2 separate regions of the Homo sapiens genome follow, and region 2 is linked to region 1. Evidence: chromatin contacts called from ENCODE Hi-C or POLR2A ChIA-PET data. All regions are on one chromosome and are shown on one strand. Each heading gives the region's core, a stretch centred on a gene start or an enhancer-like site at or near the end of the contact. The rest is flanking DNA. Distances are from core to core; before and after follow the strand shown.

Region 1 (3,008 bases), core at 367-2,866:
TATTTTCTGGAAGTTCCTTCCTCCATTTTTGTGGCCTAGGTTAACTACTGCCCAGTCTTCTCTGAGGAGGTTGGTGTGAGGGAGGCTGCAACGTTGAAGGTTTCTATCGCCAGCTGGTTGCTCATTTGATTCAGAATTAAGGCCAAATTAAGAGTTCTCTATTTTGTTTCCTCCATCTGGAAGATGATATTTTGGCAAGTCAAGAATTTATCAGAGGCTTGGTTGTGTGTGTGTGTTTGCATTAGCTCATTAAAAGTTTTTTTTAAACTTTTTATTTTGAAATAATTTCTGACATAAAAATGTTACAAAAATATTACAAAGAATTCCAGAATACTTTCCACCCAGATAACCTAAATGTTAGTGTCTTACATAACACAGTACAATGATCAGACCTGGAAATTAACACTGATACAATATTATTATCTATTTTACAAGTCTTAAATTTTGCCAGTTATCTCACTAATATATATATTTTTCTGGTCCAGTGTCTTTTATCCCAGATCACATATTGCAATTAGTTGTCACATCTCCTCAGTCTCATTTAACCTGGAACAGTTAGAGGCTTGGCTTTTTAAAGGAACATCACCACTAGCTGATGTCCAGATAGTTGAACATCAGGAGAGCATCCTATCTCTGTTCCCATCTTGCAGTGTATCTGGGAACTGTTGTCACTATCCTCCCTTCATCTAGGTAATAATTCATACATTTCCATAATCAAACCACTTAAGTTTCTCTCTCTGCATCTTCTAAAGCCTCTCTGACATATATTCAATCTCAGTTTTGTAGATTTCCTTGTAATACATCTATTGCTTTTGAACATTGTATCTTCTACCCTATCTACTCACATCATATATTCTTCCTTATACAGTTTGTTATCTGTATTGTAGTTGTTGGTTTAAAGACATTTGAGGCCATAATATGATCTTACTAGACATTCCGAGCTGTGACCTCTCACCTCCAGCAACAGCACCAGTTACATTGACCCTCTTTCAGATATTGGGCAGTGATTTGTGGGAGTGGAGATTATGGTTGGATTAGCTTCAATTTTTTTTTTCTTTGTGGGAAATGCAATTTGCAAAAGAAAGTTCTTATAAGAGTGAGACTTTGTTCATTTGAAGAATGATGGAGCTGGCTTTTCTGTCAATTTCTGCAGCTTTTTCTTATTCTCCAAAAACCAGAAAGTGGTAATATTTGTTAGTGATCAAATCAAAGATGATATTTAAAAACACATGTTGACAGGAGGACCTAGAGGCATTATGAGTATTAGAAAGTCTGCAAATTAGGTTGTTTGCTTTGTGGTGAGGTGTGAAACAGGATATGCATTTTTGAAAATGTATCTTTGGATTTGCTGAACTGGGCTCAAATGTGGTCAAATTGAGAGAGCTTATGATGCCAGTTTTACTGCATTCTTTTTAGTTGTGTTCCCCAAAATCCTGCCCCATGACCTTTACCAGAACAAGTAAACACATCCTAAAAACAAAGTTATGTTCTAGTATGGTTTTAAAAGTCTTCCCTTTTGGTTATTTGGAAAATAGTGCAAACGTGCGGTCTAGTGGTTATGGCCAAAGGCAGAGCAAAGGGAGTGCGGCCTTAGCCAGCCCCAGCCAGCTGCCATTGCTCCCACGCTCTGTGTGGTCTTGACCCAATGCCCAGAAAAGCAAGGTTCCCCACTTTCTACCTCTTTATTTTTAAAAGTAAAAAAAAAAAAAAAAAAAAAAAAGAGAGAGAGAGAGATGGGGTGGAGGGAGAAACTGAGCTGAGAGACCTCTCAGGTTAGAAATATGTCCTCTTGCAATTAACCATTGCTAGTTAGTTTTCACTATAAATCTAAAGAGAGCTTTATCTCAGCCAAACTAAGGAAATCATCAACATTCTTGGGGTAAATTGATGTGGACTTTTTGTTTGTTCATTTGGAGGGAGGGAGGGATGGTGGTGCTGCTGCCTAGCATTGAATATACTGGAGTACTTCTTAACTTAATCTCTTCTTATTACTACTTTGCTGAGATGAATGTCATCTTTCTCCTACAGTAGTTGTTGGCTATGCAAGGCATTTTGGATGGATACCAATACCCTTCTTTGGCAATTTCTCTGCCTAGTTCTTACCTCTGTGTGTTGTCATGCCAGGGAGATGTTGACCTGCTGAGGGCAGGGATTGATCCTGTCTGTTATAACCTTAAAATTTTTGTTAGGGTGCTTAGTAGAGTGCTGTGAAACATAATAAGCACCTATTACTCACTGAATTAACTTGGAGGCAATAAATTGAGTGGTTTTCTGTTAACTAGTCTATACTCAAGTTGATTTGTTGAATGTCTTGGGTTTTGTTCATTATTGGGCCACTCTGAATGGAAATCCATGAAGGCGAGGATCTTGACTTTCTTGTTCTTCACTATAATCCCAGAACCTAGAACAGCCCCTGGCCAAGATCGTTGAGTATACTGATTGAGAATCCATGTTCAATAAATATTTATTATTAAACTAGGTGCAGTGGTGTACGCCTGGAATCCCAGCTGCTCGGGAGTGTGAAGCGGGTGGATCACTTGAGCCCAGGAGTTTGAGGCTATAGTGTGCTGTGATTGCACCTGTGAATGGCCACTGCACTCCAGCCTGGGCAACATAATCATACCTTGTGTCTTAAACAAAACATTTTTTTTTGAATGAATGGATTTAAAAAAGAGAACCCAAGAGCATGTTTCCCTTTTCAGACGCGGGCTTTGATGCGGCACTTTAGACGTGGCACTTTCAAGCGATTCAGGATGCCTTTTCCTTTTCTTAGTAATTTTTAGTATATGGCAGAAACCATATACTAAATGTCACACCAGAGAAAGTCTCAGGTCAGAAGGCTTATTAGAGCCCAGGGATCAGGAATTGGTTGGGAAGTTTGTAACACTGTCTCTAGCACCAGCAGTAAAATTAGGATGGGTGTGCATGTGTGTATATATGAATATGTGTGCATATGTGAATATGTATATATATATGAGTATATATGACTATACGTACTTGTGTGTATT
Region 2 (3,008 bases), core at 250-2,749, 450 kb after region 1:
ACAATTAGGTGTCTGGGGGTTAAAACCACTGTCTACAAATAATTTTGAACTGCAATAAAATTCTATTTCTTTCTTAATATGTAAAATGAACAAAAATCACCATCACAAGTCACACCCTAATCTAGTTTAGCATAGAAATGATCACACATAATTCAACAGGGAAAGGAACACTTAGTAGACCTTTTCTTTTTTAAAATTGAAATTCTCAATAGGAATATTTTATTTACTTGAAAAATACAAAACCCAAGTATTAATAGAATATGCCAGAAGAAAATAAGAGCAGTCGGCTCTCTGAAGCTGCAGAAATAAGGACAGCATGGGCTTTTAAAAATCCTTTCTAAAGGTCAATATGTAATGGATTTTTTTTTGTAGTTATAGCTTAATTCAACAAAATTTTCTTGAAAACTCTTTATGCAACAGGAATCATCAATGTATATTTTCCATGACTCAGAAATATGAAAACAAGTGCCCATTAATCTGGCAAATACCTGTAAATATTGCATTACACAATTACTCTTGATGAAAATATTACCAGGATGTCCTCAGAAGGGTAAATGCTATTCAGCACAAACCTATTTTGCTTATTTAATTTGCCCACCTAAGTACTAGTACACAATGAGAACCCACTGCTCATTAAAATTAGGAATAATCATTAAAGTAAAAAAGAATGTGCTTTAAGAACTAAGCCTAAGCCTCAGACCTTGTCTAAGCTTAATGTAAATTAAGATTTCCTGGGCTGTTTCAGTCACCTGCAGGCCAGAGTAGACTAAGATTTATGTAACTAACCAATTAATGCAGATGTTCCGACTTTCACATTAGGCAGTCACATTAAAGTAAACCCTTTTGATCCAATCTTTCCTTCACTAAATCTCAAAAGGCCCCTAAAGTGATCTCTACCCACATATCCATTTCACTATTAATACAATTTGCATTTAACCTACATTTATGCAAGGTATATTTCAGAATAAGTCTTTCATAAAATGTATAAACATTAAATAAGTAGCAAAAGTGGTCAGACTAAAATACATGTAACACAAATAGACAAGACCAAAATAACATATGAATTATGTTACCAATTATAAAAATACAAGGGGACTAGCCATAGAAACATCGTAAGTAATTTCAATAAAATCTGACCACATGCTAGTCACATATTTCTGCATTAGTCATTTCACACTAAAATGACACACCTGAATACACAGTGTGTTTTAAAAACTTTTTTTACTAATCATGTAGCCATAACAAGTTACAGATTTAAAAAATAAGATTCTCATCATAAAGCTAAAAATAAGTGAAAATATATTTAAAAAGAAATCTCCTTTAACATTCAGAAATCACTTTACATAAATGAGTACCAGAAATATTAAGCTTAAAAAACACTGAAACACCCATTGCCAGAATCTTTAGAAGGAAAAGAAAAAGAAAAAAGGTAGGAAGTAAAGAAAGTATCCATGGGGGTGAGGGTAAATCACAGTCAAAACAAATCTCTTCTCTTCGTATTTCCTCTTTTTCTGAGAAAACATTCAACATGATGTTAGCAGAATTTGCTTCATTCATTCTGTATTTGTACAGGTCTTCAATTTCATTACTTTTATAAAACCAGATACAGATGCGATTACTAATGAGACATTAAAATCTACATAAATTTTAGTAGCTTCATTAAGTGCCAATCATCACTTAATTTTAGACTCTGCCGAAAACTGAATTTACAAGTTCATCCTACATCATTCATTCTCTCCAATAATCCCTCCCTTCAGGATACGAACAATTTTTTAACACTAAAATTTCAACATAATCCCAATAAAAGCTCTAATACCACCTAAAACCATTTCTGTTCTCTACCTCTGTCATTAATGCTTAAATGAAACAAGGCTGAAAATCAAATAATGCAGAAATGTGCCTTCGTCAATAAGTTTATGCTAAATGTACTGAACTTCAGTATTTTTAAAAGCATATTAAGTTAGAATGACTAGTTTGTTTTACTTAAAGAATAGATTTTGAGAATAAGGTTTCTCTTGTTTTACTATAAATGAACTTAGAAAATGCTTTACTAAGCTCAATCATAATATTCATAATTTTACAATTTTATGTGATAATTCAATGTTGTGGTGGAAGGAAGGAATTGCCTCTTCCCACCCCCAGAGAATAAAGTGAGGATTTTTTTTTAAGTATTCTGATAAAAACAATTTTAGGTGGCATTTTAAAAAGTCAAATTGCAATTTATAACTTTTTTTAATTTAAAAGGAATTCAAGTTATTAGTGGCATTTAATATTTTTCTTCGTAAAGTCAGAAGGTCAGTATTCAAGTTGTGGTCTCAATGTGTTGATTATTTGCTGATCACTCAGGGTCACTGGTCATAGCAAATGTTTGGCTACAGTCATGTAACATATAGAGAAGAGAAAGCAACTAATTTTAGCTATATCAGGGCTGTTGTTTGGAAACAATAGACTAATTCAATGATGGTTTAAAAGAAACACTGTTTCAATTTATTTGGATGAAGCTTTGTTTTGGGTAATCATAGTTCCCAGTGCTAAGTTAATGCCATAAGGTATAAAATCTTCAAATATTAACAAAATACCCTGTATAAAGTATTATACCTTCTTGTTAGGACACAGACTACTGATTATATTTCCCAATCACAGATTGGCATAAAAATAATAATTTCATTTGATATTAAAGAACTTCTAAAGAGCCGCATCATCATTGCCTTGCCTACTACCTCCATAAGGTTATGGGACCCAAATTAAAAATACGTAAAGATACTTTATGTCATGAAGTACTATAAAAGTTAAAGCATTAAAATCACCTTTAGTGATTTAAGAGTAACTATGTTCATCTACTTATACTCTATATCCCAGATTTTATAGGGTTTAAAAGTTCATAGCAAATGGAAAATAAGTTTTGTCCCTTGCCTTTTCTTTATAGTAAGGAAAATGAAAACCATGCCATGATGATTATCAGGGCAAAATCCATTAATAATCCCCAAGAGTTTCCTAAGATGTTTTAT

Evidence for each region. Hi-C counts contacts between places; a loop is a spot of excess contacts on that map. ChIA-PET counts read pairs that join two places held with the same protein, here RNA polymerase II (POLR2A). Pooled maps may share reads with other maps.
Region 2: POLR2A ChIA-PET joins it to region 1 with 12 read pairs in A673. The contact joins two enhancer-like sites. A Hi-C loop is called at or near these places in 1 of 168 maps with a recorded cell type or tissue (heart left ventricle) and 1 of 50 pooled maps. POLR2A ChIA-PET finds 5 or more read pairs at or near these places in 4 of 52 experiments (A673, AG04449, activated B cell and 1 more).

The regions. Positions count from the first base shown.
Region 1 is chr5:142,945,400-142,948,407 of GRCh38, forward strand. All of the region lies in intron 11 of ARHGAP26 (Rho GTPase activating protein 26), which reads left to right. Among named protein-coding and RNA genes, the nearest start is that of ARHGAP26-AS1, 78 kb to the left of the region's middle. Within about 2 kb of position 1,617, at least 2 of the 41 ENCODE cell types and tissues checked have a DNase peak (open chromatin) inside an H3K27ac peak, as active enhancers do.
Region 2 is chr5:143,395,015-143,398,022 of GRCh38, forward strand. The region is part of intron 2 of NR3C1 (nuclear receptor subfamily 3 group C member 1); the gene reads right to left. Among named protein-coding and RNA genes, the nearest start is that of NR3C1, 7.2 kb to the right of the region's middle. Within about 2 kb of position 1,500, at least 4 of the 41 ENCODE cell types and tissues checked have a DNase peak (open chromatin) inside an H3K27ac peak, as active enhancers do.